Regions from separate parts of the Mus musculus genome. Here all the other regions are linked to region 2. A link is a loop called in an ENCODE intact Hi-C map of the cell type or tissue named here. Cell type or tissue: left cerebral cortex. All regions are shown on one strand.

Evidence for each region. Peaks named below come from ENCODE experiments on the same cell type or tissue, not always from the same donor. Only the 100,000 strongest peaks of a DNase experiment are listed, where the experiment ranks them.
Region 1: it touches region 2 in a loop (8-fold over the local background); 11 of 42 quality-filtered maps call a loop at or near these places.
Region 3: a loop joins it to region 2, with 6 times the contacts of the local background. A loop is called at or near these places in 7 of 42 quality-filtered maps.

The regions. Positions count from the first base shown.
Region 1 is chr9:122,725,664-122,733,663 of GRCm38, forward strand. No RefSeq gene overlaps it. Among named protein-coding and RNA genes, the nearest start is that of Gm51699, 9.4 kb to the right of the region's middle. In left cerebral cortex, a CTCF peak has its summit at 4,087 (motif pointing left); a DNase peak (open chromatin) is centred at 4,071.
Region 2 is chr9:122,416,411-122,424,410 of GRCm38, forward strand. No RefSeq gene overlaps it. Among named protein-coding and RNA genes, the nearest start is that of Gm35454, 18 kb to the right of the region's middle. In left cerebral cortex, CTCF peaks have their summits at 2,259 (motif pointing right), 4,881 (motif pointing right) and 6,944 (motif pointing left); DNase peaks (open chromatin) are centred at 3,839, 3,898, 4,574, 4,899 and 3 more places; H3K27ac peaks cover 664 bases.
Region 3 is chr9:122,565,226-122,573,225 of GRCm38, forward strand. 9530059O14Rik (RIKEN cDNA 9530059O14 gene) reads left to right here and starts at 7,276. Exons shown (of 2, transcript NR_015610.2): 1 at 7,276-7,539. In left cerebral cortex, CTCF peaks have their summits at 4,024 and 7,136; DNase peaks (open chromatin) are centred at 3,540, 3,947, 6,411, 6,598 and 2 more places; H3K4me3 peaks cover 3,314 bases; H3K27ac peaks cover 2,913 bases.

The DNA.
Region 1 (8,000 bases), 310 kb after region 2:
GCAGCCAGATAGTGAACTCAGGCTTGCAAGGAAGAATGGGGGGAAAAAAATCTGTGGGGTCCGCTCTGGAGAAATTCCTATAGCTTTTCTTCCGGGACATAAGTCTCTCCTCACACTATCGTCGGTCAAAGGAGGCATCTTGTAAGTGACTATTTTCTCATGACTTCGCACATGAGAAGTTACCATTTCAATGGTAATCTAAAGCTGTTCTTTGAATGATTAGCCTTTAACAGTAGGCAGACCTATACAAAGTTATTTCCAAATAGATCTAAGTCCATTTCCCACCTTCCCCTGGCAATGTCCTTAGCACCTGCCAGCAGGCAAAGCAGCAATGAGCAAGGGGAGGGGAGATCTCCATTCATGTTTCTGCCACAGCATCCTTCACTGACCAGGTGCCAGGATGAATAATGAATGGAGGAAAGAGTTCAAAGTTCAGTCAGGTTTTTCTCATCAATTCAAGCTTCTTTTCTCTAAGATTTGCCTAATCGTATCTTTAATTTTTTTTTGTATGCGTGTGTGCACGAATGAGTATGGATATGTGCACATGAGTGTAAATACCTGGGAAGGCCTCAAAAGGGCATTGGGGCCACTGGAACTGGAGTTACAGGCAGTTGTGAGCCCATTCAACATGGGCGCTGGGAATGGCTCTCGACTTGTTTTTATTAACGTCTACTCTGATACACTGGTTCTGAGGCACCAGGGGCTGAACCTCAAGCCTCTCTTATGTAGGGAACTACTCTACCCTGGCCCTGATGACGCCAACAGTTTGAAGAGGCAGAAGCGGGGAGGGTGGTGACCTTAAATCAATTATCTGAGGTTTTGTTTATAAGCTAGAAACAAAACAAAGTAAACCCAAAGAGAGTAAGTTAATGAAATAGAATAAATTAATAGATGGTTTGAAAATAGAGAAAATGGGGCAGGAGGGGCAGTTGGAGAGGTGGCTCAGTGGTGAAGAACACTTACTATTCTTACAGAAGACCAGGGTTCAATTCCCAGCACCTACACAGCAGCTCACAATAATCTATAAATCCAGTTCCTGGGATCCAATGCCTTCCTTCTTCTGGTCTCTGTAGACACCAGGAACATACAGGGTCTATTACATACATGCAGACAAAACATTCATACAAATAATAAAAAAAAAACTCTTTAAAAAATAGAGAAAATACAAAAAGAAAAAATTAAGGTCTAAAGAAAGTCAAATTCCTTCTTAATTCTAGCAGCAGACCAACAAAAATAATTTTTTAAAAAAACTAGTTATGCTAATAAAAGGTAATGCAAATGACCAATACTAGGAACGGAGGGCTGTGAAGTGATAAAAGAAGATTAGAAGGACTTTATTCATGGCACTAAATCATTCATTACAGCTTATTAGCACTTATGCAAGAGAATGTAATTCCGGAACTAGAATAGCTAAACCTTAAAGAGACTTTCCAAGGTGCTCCTTCCAAGTAAATTCAAGTCCCAGATAGCTTTGTTAATGTGTTTTATTAAACTTTTAACAACAAGAAAAAACATACATTAGCTTTACATAAACTCTTCCAGAAAGTAAATGATTTATTAACGTTTCATGAAGCCAACTTGTTTATGAGGCCAGCATGTCCCTAATGCCAGCCCTAGAGAGAAACAATTGTGTTATTCTTAACAGTGTGCCCTTCAGAAGGAAGTGCCAGGAACAGCTGTGCCCACAGTTATAGGTGACTTTTTAAGAAGCTCTGAATGGAGGGGAAAGAATGAAGTTACAGTGGAGGAGCCATCCATTAAAAGGGAGCCCAACCGAAGGCCCAATGAAGAACTCACACCTAAGGCCATAGCAAATGCTGTAAAACAGCTGGAGTGGACAAGGACTGGGTCTTAAGGATGGGGGTTGGAGAGGCAGAGTGAGGCGTGGCTCAGAGCCTATAAGGAGACTCTGGGCTGACTGCTGGGAGAGGACAGTGTTGAGGTGCAGGCAGACACAGGCGCAGTGTCAAAGGCTAGACCTTGCTTAGTGGAAGGCCCAGTGGTGGAGCTTGCTTCACCGAAATCCCAAATAAACATGTGTACAAGTAGATGCCGAGGATGAAACTCGGTGCTTGCCTAGCGTGTGTGAAGAAGTCCTGGTTGCATCCTGAGCACCACATACACCTGGAGTGGTGATACACACCTGCAACCCCAGCACTTGGGAGTGGAGCAGGAGCGTCAGGAGGTCAGGGTCATCCTGGGCTACATAGTGAGTGAAAGTCCATCCTGGGCTACATGAGACCCTTCTTAAAAAAAAAAAAAGTGTAGCTGGGCAAGGATGGCACACCTGCTTGCACTCAGGAGGCAGAGGCAGGCAGATCTCTGGGTTCAAGGCCAGCCTGGTCTACAGAGTTAGTAGTCCCAGGACAGCCAGGGATATACAGAGAAACTCTGTCTCGGAGAACTAAAAATAGTAATTAATTAAATAAAAAAATGTTTTAAAATGACAAGTCTGTATTGTCAAGAGGGGTTGAGGCAGAGCTCAATAGTACCAGGCCTGGCACGTATGAAGCCCTGCATTCGGTCAGCTGTGGAAGGAGAGAGAGGAAGGAGGAAACTCAGAGGAGAGACAGAAAGAAGAGAAGGAGGACAGACTGCATACAGTTCTGGAAAGCTCTTTGACATTTATGCCCTTTCCAGACAGGATGGCATATTCTGGTAGGTGCAGAACATAAGTTGTAATGATGCCTGTTGGTGTGTTTCAAAGAAAAGTTCATTGCAAACAGGAATCTGATTATTTGAGTTCAATCTATTGGGCACCTTAAAATCAGAATTTGACATATTAGTTAGAATTGAGATAGTTCCCACTCAAAAGCTCTTTGCCACTGGTCTGAAAGTGAGTCTTTGAGTCTTGAACAAAGATTTAGTGGAATGGTTCACACTTACCGGAATTCTGTCAAGCACATTCCAGAAGGAAGAGGGCCCAAGCACTAAATGATCCTTTTATGTTTTAAATTCCAGCCAGGAAGACAAGAGGCAGAGTTCCAGATCCACCATTTAGTGTGTGAATTATGTATGACTTTATATGAGGCTTTCTGAGAGCTTCAAGTTGGTGTCTAACCACTAGAAAGGATGTCACAAAACAAATCTACATCCGTGCTGATAATGGTGACAGCCATCAGCGCTGTGCCACTGATTAAAGAGAAACTTATGAAATTGCTTCTGGTCTCATCGTAGAACAACAGCCAGCATTATTAATGTGTGTGTGTGTGGGGGGGGGGTCTTCCAATATGCCTGGCAGATATCTGAAAGCCTCAATAGTACCATATCCTGAATACTCTGGGTTTCCCCCACACCTACACACCTATGATACAGCTTAATTTCCAAATTAGTCATGGTAAGAGATTAACCATAACTATTAGTTATAAAACACGATAATTACCACAGTCTGCAATCAGAGTTATTTAAAATTTGTGAATTGTTCATTTCTAGAGTTTCCTACTTGAGGGTTTGCCATGGTAACAGAAACAGGAAGGTAACTGTAGCTAAGCATGGGCTCTGTTCATATAGGGCATCAAACAGGCCAGCTCCTGGTGAAGCAAACTGTGTTTTTATCGTTTAGCTACATCTTAGGAGGTGTCTGAACACCACTCCTGACAGTGAGGAGTACCCAAGCAGGATCTCTGTAAGACAACAGAGAGATGGCCCTGATGTGAAGGGGCCTAAATTCTTAGCCCCTCAACACACTCGGCACACACTTGTGAACTTCACAGCAGAGTTCCTCATGATTTAGATGCTGGGGGATCTGTGGGCATTGGGAACTTTAGTATGAAACTCTTGACCATGGCTATAAAGCAAGCCAAGGACACAGTCACCCTGCTGCCTGATGCTCTACAATTGTAAAATGGCCGAAGGGAGCAAAGCCAAGTAGGACAAGAAGTGCCATTTAACCAGATCTAGGCGCATTCGGCTTCTGGTTGTGCTGTGGCAACGCGTGTGCATGTTGAGAGCGTATGGGGCAGGTTCCCAGCTCATACATAGAAATCCTGGGCATAATTTTACGTCTTAGAACAAGGTAAAATTTAGGAGCAGTCCATGACTGTTAACAGCCTTTGGCATAAGGAATAGCCTTTGGCACACTGCCATCTAGTGGCTACAAAGGAAAACTCACAACACAGAAGGAAGGCTTGAGGATTCTGGGTCCTCTCGTTAACTCATTCAGGGGACTTGTGCTGTCTCATTTCGGGTCTCATGAAAAGGCACTCTCCACGTCTAGATGTTGGGCCTGAGGAGAGTGAGCAGCAGGTATCTCATCTCCATCCTGGTGAATCACAGCCTCCACCATAACTGCCGTCTATGTCTCCACTGCAGCCTCCACCATAACTGCCTTCTATGTCTCCACTGCAGCCTCCACCATAACTGCCTTCTATGTCTCCACTGCAGCCTCCACCATAACTGCCTTCTGTCTCCACCACAGGACCCTCCTTACATTCCTGGTCACAACCTGGAGAAGTGTATACTGTTCCTACTCCTTGTACAGAGCAGGAGGGGCAAAATGCCTGTCTTTCTTCAACACCTAATGCCAGCAGGGTTCCTTTGGTCTGTCTGTCTGTATCCCTGAGTTACCTGGGCTTCTAAAGAGCATGAATGTTCTTCATGCCACCAGGGAACAGCAGTCTTTCCCAAGGCAATGCTGGGAAGAGAATGAAGCCAAACCCTCAAGCTTCCCCCTCGCATCCTCCCAGCTACCCCACACTCAGATGGCCTACGTGTCCACAGAGTCTCTTCCCTGTGACAGTGCCGAGCTCCTATAGACTGCTGCAGACAGAGCCTCCCCACTGTGTTTTGTGGGTCCCATAGGCTCATATGTTTGAATGCTTGGTCCCCAGTTGGTGGATCAACATAACAAGAGCCAACGATTGTGTGTAGATGCACATATGTGCGCGCATTGAAGTATGCTTTGCTGAGTTTTCATTTCCAGTATTTCTGAGTTTTCACTCCTAGTCTCGATTACTCTGCTGAATTTCTTAGCCACATTGCTGGCTTTCTTATTCAGGTTTCATGTCGACTTCTCGCCTGCTTATTTATTTGAATAAAGTAACACTTTTTTGGGATTTCGGCATCTCACTGAGAAGCCATGTGCTTTGGATGAGTCGCACTGCCTGCATTTTCATATTTCTTGTGTTTGTGTATTGCAGTTATGCATTGTTTGGAGATGGATCTGTGTTTCAGGGGTCTCCTCACTCTCTTCCCTGCTGTTTACTTTATGAGGTCCTTTGGGAGGCTTCCCTTGGGTTTATGATCCTTACTACCACTTAGAAGGGAGGAAATGGCTGCAGTATTAAAAACTACAATTTGGGAACAATCAAGGTATTAAAGTGTAATAAGCAGGCAGCCAACAGCATTAACTACAACCTCAATAAGGTCAGAAAGAAAGAGCCAAGATACTAAACAGGATAGGCTATGACTCTAAAAGTTAATAAAGGTTGTAATTATTAAGCTGTAAAATAAGAAGTCAAGTGTGGCCATTCATGCTTCTCATCACAGCACTTGAGAGGTTGATCAGGGGTTATAAAGCAAGGTATGCCATTCACACCTATGATCCCAACACTTGGGAGGGTGAAGACGGCCAGCTTGGGTGATATAGCAAAATGCAGCAGCCAGCTGAGCTACACACATAGGGACACTCTCAAACCAAACAAAAGAGAAATGAGCAAGATAACAAATAACTAAAGATTTTAAGCCCACTCCTTGGTAGACAAATCTCTAGGAATCTTGACTTTAGTATTCCTATGGGGTAAAGAAGTCAGAAATAAATATAAGTCTTTGGAGAAGGCTCGGTGAGTAAAAGTACTTGCTGTGCAAGCATGAGGACCTAAGTTCAAGTCCCAGGCCCACACAAAAGCTTGATACATACAGTACTTATCATCTCAGTGTGCTCCTAGTGTGAGAGACAATTCCCAGAAGCTCATAGGCCAGCTAGCCTGACCTATATAGAACAACAAAAGAGAATCTGTCTCAAGCAAAAAATGAAGACTCACACCCAAGACCGTCCTCAGCCCATAATCAAGCAGTGGGTACCTGCATGTTCACATGTGGATATATACATACGTGTGTGTGTGTGTGTGTGTGTGTGTGTATTATGTATGTAGATGTATACATACACACACACATTTAAAGAAAGAAAAAATTGTTTAAAGCAATGGATGAAAAATTGGTTTCTCTTGTATGTGTGACAATGGTCCACTAACATCTCATTTTGAGAACTGCAGTAAACTATTCATTTGCAAATGTATGTATGTTGATGACATTGTTTCAGAAAAACACTATTTTCAGAAGGATGCAAGAAGGGGAAAAGAGAGATTCTGGATGGTTCCAACCTGTGTGAGTATTAACTGAGAAGATATTTCAGCCAAACGTGCAAATATTAAAGAAAACATGTCCATCAGATTCCTAGAAGAAAGAAGACGCTAAGCTCTGGGATCCGTCTCGTTCCAGCTGTTATGACTAGCCTCAGAAAAAGTGTGTAATTAACCCACTGTAAAGGAGAAGATGGGAAGGCTGGCAGCAGTACTTCCACATTACAGAAAGCCAGGTGCAGTTAGAAACCATACTTCTCGGCCACAGAGACCTGACGTCTCTGCGTTTGCAGAAGGCAATGGAGACAAGGTTGCTGCAGCCCACAGAGATGACATTTGTGCCAGCTGGCTCAAGAGGTCTGGCTGAACACTCCAAGCAAATTCTCCATGCAGAAATTTGCACTGGTTTCATAATGGTTAGGTAGGTATCTTGGTTAGTTTTTTTTTTTTTTTTTTTTTTTGTCAACTTGACACCAGCTAGAGTCCCCAAAATGCAAATTTGTAGGACATTTTCTTAATTAAAGATTGATGTGGGAGAGCCCAGCCCACGGGGAACAGAGCTACCCCTGGGCAGATGGTACCTGGTGACAGCCATAAGAAGCAAGCTAGTCTTCCTCCGTGGTTTCTGCTCAATTCCTGCCTTTGGCTTCCTGCCCTGACTTCACCTCATGATGAACTGGAAGCTGGAAGCCAAATAAACTCGGCCCCCGCCACCACCACCCCAAGTTGCTTTTCCGTCCCTTATCAAAGCAAGATAAAGCAAACTAAGGCAGTAGGTGACTCCAGCTCAATAAAGACCTAGTTCTCTGAAGCAAAGGGCTGTGCTGTCACCTCCTCATGACCCATCAGCTCAAACTTCAGCGGGTTACTAACCTGCACGTGGAGCTGCTAGGATTTTAAATCAACGGTTGTTTGGGAAGGTCAAAGCAGAACCAGAGTCAGCAGTCAATGTTTAAACGCAAAATGCTGCTGTTTGCTTCGTCTAGTTGGTGCGTTAACGATGAAAATACTCCGTCAGCACCAGGTAGATTCACCGAAAATCAATTTTGCAAACCTTCTTTACCTCACTGCCATAACTTCTTGCCTGTGTTCTGCCTCTTACTCCGGTCAAGCCCATTGTGGTAAGAAATTGCTGCTTTGCTTGTCAAGAGGTCGTGCTTGCAACGATATTCCAACAGCTTCAATTTACGGAAGGTTTCTGTATTTTTCAAAACATCTAAGTCTCATTTTTATGGCTGTGAGGGTAACTTATTCGCATCAACCCATCGTGCAAAGCGACTTGGTGAATTTTGAAAGTCTTGAGTTTGAGTAACAGGTAAGAGGCGGGCAGTTCACCTGGTCACATGACCTATATGCTCGCCTGGTCACATGACCACTGTGCTCGCCCACTGGACTCAGGTTACTTTTAAGTTTTAAAGGAAAAGGTAACATGGAAATTATGCATTAACGCACACAGCACTGAGTGTCACCAGCCACTAAGTCACAGGAGAACCACAGCCATGGTTCTTCCCTCTACCCTCCGAGAGGCTCCCCCACACCCCGCCCCACCCCCTCTTAGCTCCGCCCCTTTTCCCTGTCCAATCGCAGACCTTCTCTACGCTAATGTAGTTGAGCAGGGAAAATTCTGCAACAAACTACTATAGCGATGGCCTTCCCCTTTCAGGGACCCTTGGGGCGTCTACAACAACCCCTAGAGCGATA
Region 2 (8,000 bases):
GAAAGCTGAAGGTGTGAGGCATTTTATACAGTTACCCAGCTGCCCTGATTAAAACCTGGAAATCATGGACAAATGGTTTTTATCACCTTGAGGTTGGATCTGAGCCATTAGCAGCACCCACAAATGGACCTGGCCATCCAGCAGCAGGCAGAGCATGGGCTGATGCACAACAAACCTTCAGATCCGATTCTGTGTTGTCAGAGAGGGGAGGAGCACCCCTGCCTGCAGGAAGCAAGAGTGCTGCCTTGGCCTAACTGCTCTGCTGACACCAAATATGATTATCTTGTTCACACCAAGAGAGGCTCTCTGCCCAAGACCCCTGCAGGGAACTCTTGCAGAATTCAAGCCCTTTGTCTTTTATTGAAAGCCAGGGACGGGCTGTGGTAGCTGATGAACTGTTAATTGCTAAACACTGTAATTAAGTGGGGGAGGCCTCCCTTTAAAGCACCAGGATTGTGGAAGTGTGAAAAGGACCATGATTAATGAACTTGTTAACAGTCTGTCCTGTTAATGGCATTCTTTTATGTCTTGGGTGGGAGCTTGTGCAGTGGCGGCAAGCTAGTGGGATGGGGCTATGGGACCTTTCCTTTCTGCACCTAGTTTCTGTCCTGGAGTCCCACTCTGCTGGATGGTGGAAAGCTCAATTCCAGTTAGCTCTAGGTTTTATTCTTTCCCCATGTCTGTGGGGAAGAGCATGTTCAGGGTCCAGGTCTCAGTGGTGCTTAGTAGGGCATCTGGTTCCTATTGTCTCTCTCCATACTAGCCTTCTGATGGGTTTGCTGGCATCCTGCCAGTTGCCTTAGTAGAGGGGGCAAAGGGCACAGGATACATTGCCCCCCCCCGCCCCCTGCCCCATGCCCTTTCTCTGGGCCTCTATATGTATCTTGCCCTGCCAACAACTGTTCTGGTCAATGGGAGATGCCAACTTTCCGGGGGATTTGAAAAAAAGCAAGTCAGTCTTGTTCCCTAGGGTTGCCCATGGCCAACGGCTGGTTTGGGTGGTATATAAAGACCATTCTCCTGCTTTACAGGGAGCAACTGTGTGGCCCCTCCCTACAGCAGCAGCTTTGAAAGGCCTGGATGCTCCAGTGGGGACCACACTGTCCCTTGACTCTTCTTTCTCGCTGCCTTCAGGGTTCATCTTTTCAGACTTTCTTACCCTTATATTTTTATAGGTGGTAGGGAGGTGCTTACAGAGTACACACACGGAAACATTCCTCCATAGGAATGTTTCCACCTCAGCTCCAGCTTCTAGGGACCTGCTTCAAGCCAGAGCTCTATCCCATGAGGCAGAGCATGCTGGGATGTCTCTGAGTCCTCACTGCAGGGGTTTGCATAAACCTCTGCTGCTTCCTTCCCACCTCTTTCCTCCCCAGGCTAGCAGGTGTACGTGTGAGTATGCATGTGTCTGGGATAGGAGGGTAAAGCTCTTCTCCTACGTGCTTGTCACCCTCCGCCTTTCATCCGGGTGCAGATGCCTTCATCCCTTGCTGTGGTTTGAGTGTGGAACGCTCCTCACAGGCTCGCCTGTTTGGACATTTAATCACCAACTGATGGTATCTTGGAAGGCTGTGGAACAGGCTAAGGATCTAGTGGGTGGAGAATGGGGGAGTGGATCTCTGCAGAGGCGCCACAATGAGGTTTATAACCTGTTTCATTTCCACCTGTGTTTTCTTGTCCACTGAGAAATGGACAAGAGGCTACTCTGTCCTTTCCTCTTACACCACCTCTGCCCCAAAGCTGCTTGTTTGCCCCCATGCCTTCCCACTGCCTCGACTTATCCACAAAAAAATAAGCTGCCTCAAATGAGTCAATTGGGAGCCCAAAGGTTGGGTGGCTTTGGGACCAAGTTAGATGACAGCCATGTTCTGTCTCCCCTCTCCACTCTACGATTTCCCAGGCATTAGCACCATCTTCTTTCAAAACAGACAAGGCTTAGGTGTTGTCCCATTCCCCAGCTGCAGTGCTGGCTCAAGGGAAGGAAGACGGAACGAGTATGTATGAGCTTCTAATCTTCAGGCAGAGTGGAGCAAGTTCGAAAGCCTGCTGGGTCTGACTTCACTGACCAGTTGCCTGGGGTGAGGAGCACACAGCCAACTTCTGGGGGACTTGAGTTCATTGTCAGCAACGTCAAGTTGCCCTTGTCCCACACTGCTAGGATATAGCTGGCAATCAAAATTTGTTTTACATATATTTATTTTATGTGTCTGAGTGTTTTGCTTATGTATATGCACATGCTCCATATGCATGCCTGGTACTCACAGGGGCCAGCAGAGGGCGTCAGATCACCTGAAACTGGAGTTAGAGATGGTTGTGAGCTACTGTGTGGGTGCTGGGAACTGAATTCTGGTCCTTTAGAAGAGTAACAAGTGCTCTTAACAACTGAGCCATCTCCTCAGCTCCTTACTGACGATTTTTATGGAGTATCACCTACTCATTACTCTCTAGTATCTATTTGGAGGAATGATACAATGTTTTTTTCCCCCATAAAAGGCTACATAGTAAATATTGTAGGCTTTGTGGTTCTTTATTACAGCCCTGTAGCTTTGCAGAGGTAACACAGACATGAATTAATGCAATTGTGAGCCAATACAATTTTATTTATAAAGACAAACAACCAGCTGGATTTGTCCTGGTTCCTGCCATCTGCCTTTATTCTACACCGTAATCTCTTGCTTGACACAATGTAAAGTAGTCTCTCTGAGCTCACACAACACACAAAATGGCTCTATTTCTCAACAGCCTTATTTTGGCCAAAATCCCTCATTTCAATGTAGGACAATCTATGCGACTTTTATCTGAGATTGTGATTCGTGGCGTTCAGATTATGTGATGATCCTCTTAGGGTCCCCCCTCTTTTTTTCTGATTAGCTCCTGATTTCTGTTGCCCTTCATGCTGTGAGGTCTTGGATCTTTCCACTTATCTGTGATGTGAGGTGCAGCTTGCTTTTTTTTTTCCCCTGTAGTGAGCTATTTTTCTCACCCCAGCAACCAACCAAACCTTCCCTCCCAGGCCTGTAACTAATGGAACCTTTCATTATAGAAATATAATCTGTTGGAAAGTTCCCTTCAGCAACACATGCTGCTGGAGGCTTCCTGCCCACCTGTCTGGGCAGTCCCTCTCACCTCACTTCCTGTCCACCTGTCTGGGCGTGCCCAGGCCCTCTCACCTCTGTTGCCTCAAGCTTCAATTCTTACCTCAACAGTCACTCCTCACAAACGACTTCCCGAACCTTCTTCCCTATCACTTCACACAACTGGAATTTTGTTACTTAGTTTCCCTGTTTTTTTCTTTGCCTACTCCCTCTCCCCCTACAGAATGTGAGTTCCACAGTAAACTGGGAAATTCTCATGCAAACTCCATTACTAGACAGTGGTCACTTCCCTGGTGCCTAGCACACATTTCCAGGAAGGCTGGGATGTAGTTCAGTTGCTAGAGTTCACGAAGCCCTAGGTTCCACCTGCAGCGCTGCAGAAACCTGGGTGTTGTGGCGAACACCTGAAATCCCAGTGTCCGGGACAGAGGTGGATGCAGAATTGGAAATGCGAGGTCATCCTTGACTTCATGAGTTCAAGACCAGCTTGGCATGGGCGAGACATATCTTTTTTTAAAAATCCTAGAAAAATAGATCCAGGTGAGTTTGTTGCACCTGTGTTTGTTAGTAGCTCAATCTGAGAGTCCTCGTTAGCTCCCTTAAAATATCTGATTGACTTTCATGTGAAAGCAAGTGCCACAGATTAAATATATGTTGTGCTAAGAAGTTTCCCGATTTACCACAGCCTGTGCACTGCCAGAAAAGCATTCTGCATGTTAATTACGATGGCTGGGGGGTTTCTTAAGTCTTCTTGTTCTCCTGTTAACTTTCTAATGCATGCAGGGAAGGGAACAAGGGAGCATGCAGAAAAGCTGTGAAGATCAGTGTCACTTTGGGTGGCTTGTGGAGTCCCAGTGAGCTCTGCTGACAGGCCAGGGTGGTGTTGGCAGCAAGCTGTCTGTGAAGGCTGTGAAGGAACTCACTGAGGCTGCAAGGGAGGAGGCTCTGACTTCTGGCTTCACTAGGAGCTGTGCCCTTTTGGCTAAGACTAAAATTTCATCTAGGGAACAGTTAAGCAAGAGGCAGGGGTGAGGAGAGATCAAATCCCAGAATACAAATGCACAAGATGAGCCGGAATACTGAGAATGTGGAAAAATCTGACCTTGCTCCCCATTTGAACGTCAGAGGAGCCAAGGCAGTGTAGCAAGACTGTGGGGGCATCACGAAAGCCTACTTTGGCTTCAAGTGAGCCACCAGGACCCCCACCCCTCACATACAATGGGCGCAGACTCAGAGATAGCTAGGTGATGTGAATAAAGCATAGTGCTTAGACTATGGTTAAAATCCTGACTCAGAACCTGCTTTGACAGATCACTCCCTGAGACTCTATTTCCTCGTCTGTCAAATGAGATTAAGGTCCTTGCTTGGTGTAGAGGCTATGGGTCCCACCCACATAGGGCCACTCTGTTGGGAGTGTCACTTGCTGCTATAACGTAAGAGTCTGCCCCTCACCTCCCCCTCTCCACTCCCTGCTCTCGTCTTGGCTCACAGCTGGTGCCTTGGAGGCAGGGAAGATATTGGTGACACTACTTCTGAACATTTGCACAATTTGTAAACTTTGCTTAGGAAATCCTTCCCTTCCTCCTCCCCTCCCCACCCCCAGTTCCAGAATAACACTGCTGTTTGTCTGAAACTTCCTGACCCGTAGCTTAAGAATTACGCAGGATCACACAGACTCAGCCGGGTGACTCTCAAAGCAGCAAGCAGATGCCTGCCCTGCCCAATAACCACTGCAATCCCTCTCCCTCCCTGCCGGGAATAGGATTATTGATATGCCTTTCCCAGCTGTGACCAGCAGGGGGCGACCTCTTCTTGCGTCCATTTCCTTAATGCTGACAAGGCTCCCTGGCTCCCCACCCTGTCAGAGCTTCCAAACATTGAGCTAAGGTCCATGTTTCTTTCTCCTTCCATTGGTCAAGGTTTTAGATACATGCACGAAGCCATCAATGCCAAGATCAGGGCAAGGTCTCCTTCTAGCCTGGGGAACAAGGGTCCTAGTGTCCTTGGCTGTGTGATGGCTAATGTCACAGCTACATAGATGTGGCTCAGTGGTAGGTAATGTGTTCCACAGAGGTGACCTGGCTCACCAAGGCAACACACTCCACAGCTATGTGTTGCTGCCTATAACCACGGCAACTACTAACCTGTAGCTACAAGCTACAGAGATAACATGCACCGTCGTGCTTCACAGAGGTGGCATCTGAATGCAGGTTCTACTCAGCCTTCAGGTGTCAGGCATGTTTTGCAGCACCCACCTTCAAGCCACTGAATTAGTTCCAAGACCTTGCTGAAAGCAGCCTAGCTCCTGTGCCCTGGCTTCCCTGGGGTTCTCAGAAAAGGGCCTCTTAAACCCCTGTACTTCTGCCATGGTAGTCTATTGCTTTTTCAAGTTCAGTAGGTAAAGATACGATTTAGTGAGAGAGGAGAGAGAGAGAGAGAGAGCATCGTTTATAATTTATCCTGGGTTTCTTTTGTGTCTCCCATTTAGTAATTTGTTCCATTCCTTAATGGCTCAAGTTGTTCATCAGACTGCAACAGAGAGGTGGAGTGAGTCACCAGGGAATGGGGTGGGGGTGTGGGGTGGCCTATATATCAGGACCGGGAAAACTGTGAGCTCTATCTCCCACGCCTTCCCACCCGGACGTCACGTCACCAGGTTGGTGCAGCTCCTGTTTCTGAATCCAGGTAGAGGAAAAGGAGCTGGCTGGGGTGGCCATTCAGGGAAGCATGATGCATTCTCTGAGGCTGTGTGAAGCACTCTGCTGTTACCTGGACTGGGTGGTGGGAGAGGAAAAGCGATTGAGCCTGGTTTCCTCACACGGCCTCTCTTCACTCACACTGAGAAAGACAAATCCTGGACACTGAGCTCTGTCTCTGTGACTCTGGCAGTATCACGACATCCCCACCCCACCCAGAGCTGGAAAAGATGCTCCCAGCATGGACCAGCCTCTTGCCTCTGTCCTCACTCTAGCACCTGCTCTCTTGAACCTGTTGCTTTTGATTTCACATTGGGGGTTTTGGGAAGAAAAGCACCTTAATGAAGAAAGAGGGGGGTCTGTGACTCTAGACAAGGAGAGACTGGAGCCCCAGAAGGACCCTCACTTGCTGCTTTCCCCCACTTCTTGCTCAGCTTCAGGACACAATCGCCAGTGTGGGCAAGCAGACTCCAGCCCAGCCCCTCGGAGCACAGGCCTTGGGATCGGCTAGATGCAGGGCTGGGGGCGGTATTCACAGATCTGGCGTTTATGACAGAAGGCTCAGTTAGCATCTTGTGGGCATTTACCAGGTGGAGTGAAGGTCATTGTGCCTACCTTGTAAGTAGATAGACTTGGGACGAGGATAATCGTCTCAGTGGCCCAGCTGGTGTGGAGTGGAAACACCTTCTTCCAGAATCTTCTCGGGATGTTGTCACACTGCCTTTGCCAGCCCCAGTTCGGATGGTGTGGGTGGGTGGATGCGGCTGACGGTTCCATGGTGATGGCTGTCCTCTCCTGACTCTCGGCGGCGGTGGCTTAGAGATTGTTCTCAAGGCAATCGGCCCATTTGACTCTTGCAGCACACTGAGGCACGGGCAGATCTGAAGGAGGGTTAACTGTGTGGATGGCAGGTGAAAGGAAAACAGACTTAGTATCTTAATTTTTCATTTCTAGAGAAATGACACTCGGGCTCTGTATATGCCAGGCAAGTAGGCGAGTCACACCCCAGTCTCAAGAATGAGCTTGCTAAAGCTTAATATCAGAGCCGGGGAGTTGACTCCTGCAGAGGACCCAAGTGGGGTTCCAGTGCCCAAGATGAGCAGTCTACACCTGCCTGCAACTCCAGCTCTCCGGAATCCAACGCCCTCTTCTGGCCTCCTCAGGCACTGCATCCTTGTGTACCTGTTCATACATATACATGTAATGAAAACTAAAAATGAAACATTTAAATAAAGTGTAATATACAAGCAGAAAAGTGTTCCCATCGTAGGTACACAGCTCTCTGACTTTTCTTAAGGTCTGTTGTCTGAAGGCCATTGACTAAAAGAAAACTGGGATTTAGGTAATATGACCTGCTGGGTCTGCTCATGTGTTAAGCAGTAAGGACAAGATTCCAGTAGCGCCTTTTAATGTCCACACTTTGAGAGGAACCCTCCTTTTTGTGTGTGTGATGTGTATGTATATGCCTTTCCACCTGTGCACATGTATCTGCACACATGTGCATGTATGTGTACGCATGTGCATGTGGGATCCCGGGCTGATGTCAGGAATCGTCAATACATGTCTCCCTTCTGATTCTTTGAGGCGGGGTCTCTCAGTCAAACCCAGGGCTTTGTTGACATAGCTGGTCTGCATAGACAGCTTGCTCTGGGGGAATCCCCTGCCTCCACCTTCAGAGGCTGGAATTACAGATGGGCTACCACATCCAGCCAGCATGTACATGGGCTCTGGGGATGCAGATTCTAGGTCTGACAGTTGTGCAAGCACATGGGTTTTCATACTTAGGGTTTCGACTTTTGAGAACAATTGGCTTCATCGAGGGCAGCAGCACTTTTATCTGATGAGCTTCATTACCACAAAGGGCTGCAGGAGAGGGAAGCTGGGTGGTTTAAGTCACTCTTCTGTATTGAAGCTCTTTATTTGGGGGATGAGTTTCTTCTGTGGAGTATTTGTTAAAGCCTCATAAGGTAGGCTAGGGGATGTGGCTTAGTTGGGAGAGTTGTGTGTGTGAGCCCTGGGTTCCACCCCTTGTGCAACATAAGCTGGCTGTAGGGGCATGCACTGTACCTGTAATCCCAGCTCTTGGGGGACAGACGCAGGAGGAATAGGAGTTCAAGGCCATCCTGGGCTACATAGCAAGTTAGAGACCACCCTGGTCTACATGAGACCTTATCCCAAAATATAATAACAAAACAAAAATGGTGACAGG
Region 3 (8,000 bases), 150 kb after region 2:
TTTTATTATTTTAAATTATATGTCTGTGATTGGGTATGTCCATGAGAGTCCAAGTGCCCAAGGAGGCCAGAGCATTGGATGTCCTAGAACTGAAGTTGCAGGAGGTTGCCAGCCTTCACATGGATGCTGGAAACTGAACCCTGGTCCTCTGAAAGAGCAACAAGTGTTCTTAACTACTGAGCCATCTCTCCAGCACCAGAAGAAAGTTTAAAATTTAGAAAGTAATTTAATTTTCCTCAAACTAAAAACTAACACTCAGCCAACACTAACTGTATCATCTACTCCTTATAAACATTAAGGGAAATTAAATTTGCAGCCATTTAAAAAATGTCCACGGCCAAATGATTTTAGAAGAGAATTCTACCAAAATGTAAAGAATTAACAATATGTTTACATAATGTGCTCCATAAAACATAAAAGAACAGAATACTTCCCAATTAACTTCATGAGGCGCTAATCATAAAACTAGACTGTAAACAAAGAAAAAAGTAGTAACGTTCCTGTCAGCATCTTTCATGAACTTTGATGTGAAAATCCACAATTTAATCTAAATATGTGTAAATTATCATTAATCTATGTTTGCCCATTGGGATATATACACAGGTGAATTACTTTGATTCTATATCTGAGAACCAATAGATAATAACAATGTGCCTTATGGTAAAATAGAAAAGGTCAAAAACATCTATAAGCCCTGTATCTAGAATTCTTCATGGTGAATGATTTTTTCCCCAGAAGATCGGGAATGAGGTAGGTTGTTTATGTCAGCATTGTTGCCCAACAAAGAGCTTGCAGCCACTGAAATAAGAGAAGTTGGGAAAACATGGAGATATAAAGGAAGAAATCTAATGTGCCTTGTTCTCAGAGACATCATGATTGCCTCTGTAGGAGAATCCTACATGTGATAAGTAAGGTCTGAATGGTCACAATGATCAAGCTCTATTTGTAAGTTTTTTAAGATATATATTTTATAAGTGTGTATCTGTGTGAGGATCTATGCACCTGTTTACAGTACCAACAAGGTCAGAGGAGCGTGTGAGATCCCCTGAAGCTGGGGTCACAGGTACTTCTGGGCTGCTGGTCGTGGGTGCTATACTGAACTCCAGTCCTCTGGATGAGGAAGAGTGCTTTTAACAGCTGAGCCCTTTCTTCAGCCCAAACATGGAAATTTTAATTGTGTCTCTATACATCTAACAGCGATCATATGGAAACCAAAATTTTAAATGAGATAACATTTACAGACACCTCCATAAAGAAAAGAGAAGAAAAGAAAAGGTAGAAAAAGAAAAAAAGAAAAATCCTTAGGTATAAATCTAAGCCAATCCTAAAATGAAAATTAAAAATAAATGGAGGCATATGTAATAAGAGATACACTATACTCAAAAAGAAGCAATGTTAAAAGAGAAAAAAAATCTTTCTCCCAAATCAATCTATAGTTGATGCAATTTCTAACAAAATTCTAGTGTGTGTGTATGTGTGTGTGTGTGTGTGTGTGTGTGAGAAAGCTTTCTCTGTAGTGTATGTGGAATGGCTAGAGCAATCCTTAAGAAAAGAAGAATTAAGTGAGAAGAACACTTAACCTAGTACAAAGGCTGACAACTCAGCTGTGAGACAGCACAGCACTGGTGAAGGTTAGGTAGGCACACAGGCTGATGGAGCAGGATGCAGACCACGAAGCAGAGCCACATAAATCGACCACCTGGGTTTCATTGTTACTGTAACAACCACACACACACACACACACACACACACACACACACACGTAAATAAATAAACAAATATACTCTTAAAACTGGGGGTAATTGTCAACACTTAGGGTTAGACGAGTTCTCTGGCTTAATACCAAAATGAAAGATTGGTAAACTGCATCTGTCTCATCTAGTCTGGAAATTTCTGTTCTGCAAATTCCTGAAAAGAGGCTCCACAGACAAGCCTGGGACTCAGGCAAAACATGTGCGAACTTCTTACAGAGGACCTATTCTAGACTCTTCTTCATGCACAAAGAACTCTTCTTGCATGGCATGACCGAGGCACTGGGTTCAGGCCTAAGTGCTGAAACCAAACAAATGAACAGACAAACCAGACACTCTAAATGGGATGTGGGCAAAAGATGTGAACAGATATTTTATTTTTTAAAAAGTGTACAGCAAAACTAAATCGTTGTTTAAAAAAGCATGTTCACTGTCATTAGCACTCAGGGAAATGTGCGTTTTCTTGAGCGATTACTACATCTGTCAGAACAGCTAAAGCACCAAATACTGACCATACTACGTGCTGATAAGTGGGACCACAAACTACCACTGTGCATGTCGAGCAGTGCGGGTGTTCAACAAGACATCCACAGTGTCTTATATGAATACACAGCCCTGCAATTACTTTCCTGGGTGTCTATTCCCAAGAAATGCTATGTTCCCACATAAACCTGCAGAGCAGTGTTTATAAAATCATTATCCATAAACAAAATAGAGAAACAGCCCTTGAAGGGTGTGCTTCCCCGTGTCACAGTTAAACACTGACCCCTGGATGACCCTGAATGACCCAGGAGACCCTCAGGCCATAAAAGCAATCCATTGACCAACTATTAACCGTGGTAAGTAGGATGGAATTCCAGGAAATAACATTGGGTTGTTTTTCTTTTCTTTTCTCCAATGAAAGGACAAAGAAAAAGACTACATGACTATGTAATTCCATTTATTCAACAATCTTAAAATGACAAAACTTGGAGTGAGGAGTGTTCTCTGGGGTTGCTTGTCAGAGAGAAAGAGAGACTTTGCTGTGTCAGCAGTGGTGTTATCTACCCAAAATTGCATGTGTGAATAAAAGAAGTACAGGTGTAATTACAGGTGGGGGGCGGGGTGCATCAGTGCTCAACTGATATCCAGTGATAGGGTATTGTTTGTACTTTCAACAATTGTTAGTTAGGGGCTTAGGGGCTGTAACTCAGTTAATAGAGTTCTTACTAACCACCAAGAAGCCCTGGGCTCAATCCTCAACACCATGCACACAGGCCTGGTAGTGCAAGCCTGTAATCCCAGCTCTCAGGTGCAGGTGCGGGGGCGGGGGGGGGGGCGGTGCGGGGAGGGGCAGAAGTTCAAGGACATCCTAGACTACCTGTTAAATTCGAGGTCAACCTGGGCAATGAGACCCTGTTTCGGAAAGAAAACAGCATTAAAAAAAAAAAGCGCGTGGGGTGAGTTATTTCTTAGAACTGCATGTGAATCTACGATTCTCTCAAAATCCTCTGGTCTGATTTCCTAACGGTATGAATGCTACTGGACTGTATGTAGTCTTACATGCCTTGAAACATACAAAGACAAGGGACAGGTGATTGTTTCTTAAATTTGGGGACACTACCTCTCTTAAGTGCCATTCCCTCACGTTGCTGTCAGGGACTGCGGGAGTGTTGGATTTGGGAGTGGGCGAGGAGAATTCAGGGCCTGGCCTCGCTGCGATCAGGTGTGTGTAGAGGTGGGCGTTGATGTGAGCGAGAGGCAAAGCCCAGAAAGAATGCGACAAGGCAAAGCATGCCGTCCTGTCAAAGAAGGAACCATGCAGAATGCCAGTTGGAGAAGGATTTAGAGGAGGGTGCTGGAGCCTCGGGGACGCCCTCCCGTGCACCTTTCAGGAGGTGATGGGCGGCGAACGAACCTCCCCGGAGCAGTAACCGAACCCCGCCACGCACGGAACCAGGTGAGTGCTGGACCCAGAGCGGAGGTGAGGCCTCCCGGCGACCGCCGCAAGCGTGCTGGGCAGCGTGGTTCGCAGAGGCGGCGCCGGGTCTCGGAAGCTGCGGCGGAGACGCCAAGGAGGCTGAGAGTGCGGAGAGGGTGGGGCGTTGCGGAGATCCCGCCGGCGCCAGCCGAGGAGCAGCGGCTGGCTGAGGGCGCGCTCACCCAGGCACGTGGGTGTGGAGCCACCGGCGCCGCCCGGCCTGCGCTCTGCAGCACCGCAGCGCGGGTGCAGGCGCGGGAGCAACCGCGCTGGGGAGGGCTGGGACGCGCCACATCCTGGCCCGACGCCTGGAGGCGCTCTCCACGCGCGTCCTTTCCCCGCTGCCCGGGCCTCCTTGAATCTCCCGAGTGGGAAACCGGAAAGCTGGAGGCTTTGTCCAAGGGTGGTTGGGGACACTGGAGCTTCCAAACCTTTCGCCCACACCCCTGACTAGGGATGACGGGGCAGAGACATATGGACATTGACCTGCCTACGGAGCACATTAGGGGTTTGCGGGGACTCTACCCACAACTGAGCCCGGGACCTTGGAGGAGTAGTCAGGTTCCACGTTGGTGGACCCCGAGCCGGGGCAGCAGCGGATCGCCGTCGTGGGTTCCCCGCAACGGCTGCGCCCAGCCCTGGGCAGCCACGCGCGCCTAGTGGGGGTGCAGCAGAGTGCGCTGGGGACGAAGATGGTGGGCGGGCGTGAGGTGAACAGCCAACAGGGGTGGGGGTGGGGTGGAACGGCAGAAAGCATGAGAAGGTAGCGGTCCCACTGTTGCAGCAACCCTGCGGTAGGCGGGAACGAGACGACAGGATCAATGTGGTGCCTGCCAGGCGCACAGCGGACCGGACAGGCAGGCCTTGGTCCGCTCTAGTAATGAGCAGAGGGGAGACTGCCGACTCAGAATCTTACTGGTGCTGGCCAGTGTGCAGGGATTTAGCCACAGGAACTTGGAGGAAGGAAAGAGAGGGGGACCGTGCCTGGCCTATAGAAGGGGATGATGACGCTTAGCGCAGCTCTTGAGGACATGCCTGCAGACAGGGAGCCTCCGAAATCCTTTTCACCCTGGGACCCCAAACCTGCCATTTGTCCCATTCCACCACGCCCTCTTCGTAGCTTCCCAAGATTGACCCGTCGATACTTCCAGATCCCTTTTAGATTGAAAATCAGGTCAGATTCTGCACTTTATCAACATGCCCCACCCCTGTCGCCATTAAGCAGCTTCTCACAACCCTGAGGTGTGGTCACTCCGAAGGCACAGTTCCACAGACCTCTGACCGCGCCGCAGGAGGACGCTGAAAGCAAATGCTCTGCAGCGACTTGTCCTGTTCAATATCATCCCCATTCATCCCGGCTGTTGTGTGTTTTCTCAACAGGGCGTGACCCTGTAGACAAGCAGGGCTCGAAGTCAGGGACCTACCCCAATTCAGACACTGTCGCGAACACTCCCTACACTACAAGGCGTGTCAGTCTCTGCATCAGCCACTCTGGGCTGCCTCTCTCAATGGTACTCAAGGGTCGGACACGTGAAAGTCCAGGATCTGATACCACACATCTCCAGCTGTGCCGGACCCAACGTGTGTGTGTGTGTGTGTGTGTGTGTGTGTGTGTGTGTGTGTTGCATTTAACTCCACCATCATTCCCAGATATGCAACATAAAGCATTGAAGGGAGAGGGAGGCAAAAACAAAAAAATTAGGATCTACAGTTTCAAGTTCAAAATCACAACCTTGAGACTCTGAAGGAGTATTCACCTCCTTCCTGTCTAGGCTACCGGATATCATATCTTTGAATACACGCCAGACCCTCAGGAATTATCTCTTCGGGCGATGCCACAAGTGAGCAGTATTCTCTCAACTTCCCAGATCCTTGCTAAAAAGGTGTGTGTGTGTGTGTGTGTGTGTGTGTGTGTGTGTGTGTGTGTGTGTAGTGGATTATTTTCCCCCTTTTATATATAGTGTAGTTTTGAGAAGGGCAGCGAGGCATCTGCTTGGAAAATAATATACTTCTTAATTTGACAGGCCCCTCTCTCCCATGGTAGCTTTTCGGAGTCCTCCAAAGTTCTGTCTAGCGTTGGTGCCCGAAGCTTTGCATGCAGTTAAGCTTCCTACTAAGCAAACCTGCTGGACATTTGTCCTGTGCCCAGGGAAGCACACAAGTGTCATGAAGGGGTTGGGGAAAGACCCTCTGGGTTAAGGGAGGCGTTGCTTCGCGGGTAGAGGTTGAGAGGGAAGTTGGAGTGCAATGGGACCATTAAGTCCCACCTTCTTCCCCCATCTGTGCTTTGGACTATGCGGTTTCTGCCTTGGCCAAAAACCGCATCCACGTCCAAATACAGTACAAAACTCTCTTGGACAGAAGTTAGAAAGAAGCCAGTGTAGAGAGAGACAGTTTGCTTCTAATAATCTCATAAGAATGCCCACAGTATGGCCCAAGTGGCGAGCAGATTCACGGTCCCCATGTGCTGCTGGGGTTGTCGCAGACGCGTCCACGGGCGTCGCAGCGGACGTGACACCGCATTTTCTCTGAATTCCTGCCATCTAGGATGGTGCAACCAAGGGAGGGGGTCATGGGGAAGCAGAGTGCAAGGCTGCAGAATCCGTTCTCTGCAGAGAACTGGAGCGAGCATGGAACAGCGCAACTCCGAGGGCGTTCACATTCGAGAGAAAAGCAACGCCCGGTCGTGGGTGGTTAATTGCCGGCTTCCCACAACCATGAGGCACGTCCCTGGCGGCGTCACTACCTTATGTTTTAATTTGACCTTTATTGGATCTTTGCTCCCCTGGGCTGAGGACTGGACTTGCACTCAGAAGACCACTGCCCTCTCTGGGGAGGGTGGGCCTTCTACTGCGGTTCCCTTCTCCTGAGGGAGCCTGTTCGAGTTCAGAACCTTGTAGACCTTGGAGTTATCAGGCATTCCCGGGCGTGGTCTAGTCGTGGGTTGCGGGGTTTTCTAGCCTTGGAACTGGGCGGTGTCTGCAATGCATCGCATCGCCTTAAGCTGTTCTCGGGTACTCACTCTCGCCGGTGCGCAGAAAGAGACAGAGAGGGGAGGGGTCACGCTTGACTATGAAGTGCCGGTGGGGTCTATTCAGAGTGTCAGTGTGTGTGTGTGGGGGGGGGGGGGGCTGCAGCAGAGGAGGGAGGGTTCTACTGCCAAGGGCAGGGCGGAGGACTGTGAAGGCCGGTTGGTAGTGTGAATGCCTTCCCAGGTTCAGCTGCGGTGATCACCCGGCACTGCAGCTAAAGGAGCTGGTTGCACCTTGCGTGCTCCCCCGCCTTCCCTGTGTTCCCCGGCTTTTCCGGGAGGAAAGATGGGGTGCCCATAGCGGGTGGGGCGCGCCGGCTGCCCAGTCGGGCGGTCACGTGTCCCCCTCCCCCTCCTACTGCAGCGGGAGTTCCAATCAGAGCGCGCCAGGGGGCTCCTCCCGGGCAGGAACCACCGGGCTCCGCGGCGCGGGGTGGGCCGCCATCACCTGACCGCCCGCCCCCGCCCCCCGCGAGTAAGGGGCGGTGGTAGCGTCTGCTCGGTTACAAATGGCCCCTCCCGCCCCGCTCGCCCGCTCGCTCGAGCTCGGCGCGGACCCGCCCGGGAGCGCTCCTCGCAGCAGCTGCCCGGGTTCCCACCGCCCTACCGGGCGCGAGCGATCAGACTACCTCGGAGGGCGCGCTCAGACACCCAGATGTCCGGCCACCTCAGTGGGTACCCTCGGCACCCTGTGATCCGACCACCCGCGGAGGCGCGCTAGCCCTCTGGGTGGGCGTGCTGGGCTTCTCTGCGGCGGAAGTCTGGACCACAGATTGTGACTTCTTTTCTAGCAGTAGGTGAGTGCCCAGCGGGAGCGCAGGCATGGGATGCCCTCCTACTGTGTGGGAACCCCGGGATCCTCTAGGGCACAGGAGGTTTGGTGTAATGACTAAGTCAAGCTTGCAGAACAAGTCCGAAGTCACTCGCCTTCTGGGCCTCTTTTTCGAGTTTCCCCAGTCCCTGGTTTGGGAAAGCGCTTTGATTTGAGGAATTCTTGTCTTGAGATACTTGACAAAGGTTGAAAAGACACTCAGATAGGAGCCGGGAGCTCTAGCTAGCTGGCGCAGGCTGGGTACACCCGGCGTGTTTGAATGTGGGGGGCGGGGGCCCTTTTGAGAATCAGCCCTGGGTAGGGCTAGGGCGAAGCCTCTGCGTTGGTCCCGTCACTCTGTCCCCAAAAGCCACTTGAAATGCCAAGGAGAGAAGAAACAGTGGCTGTAGATGTTGCTAACCAGCTAACCCCCTCCGTTTCTGATCT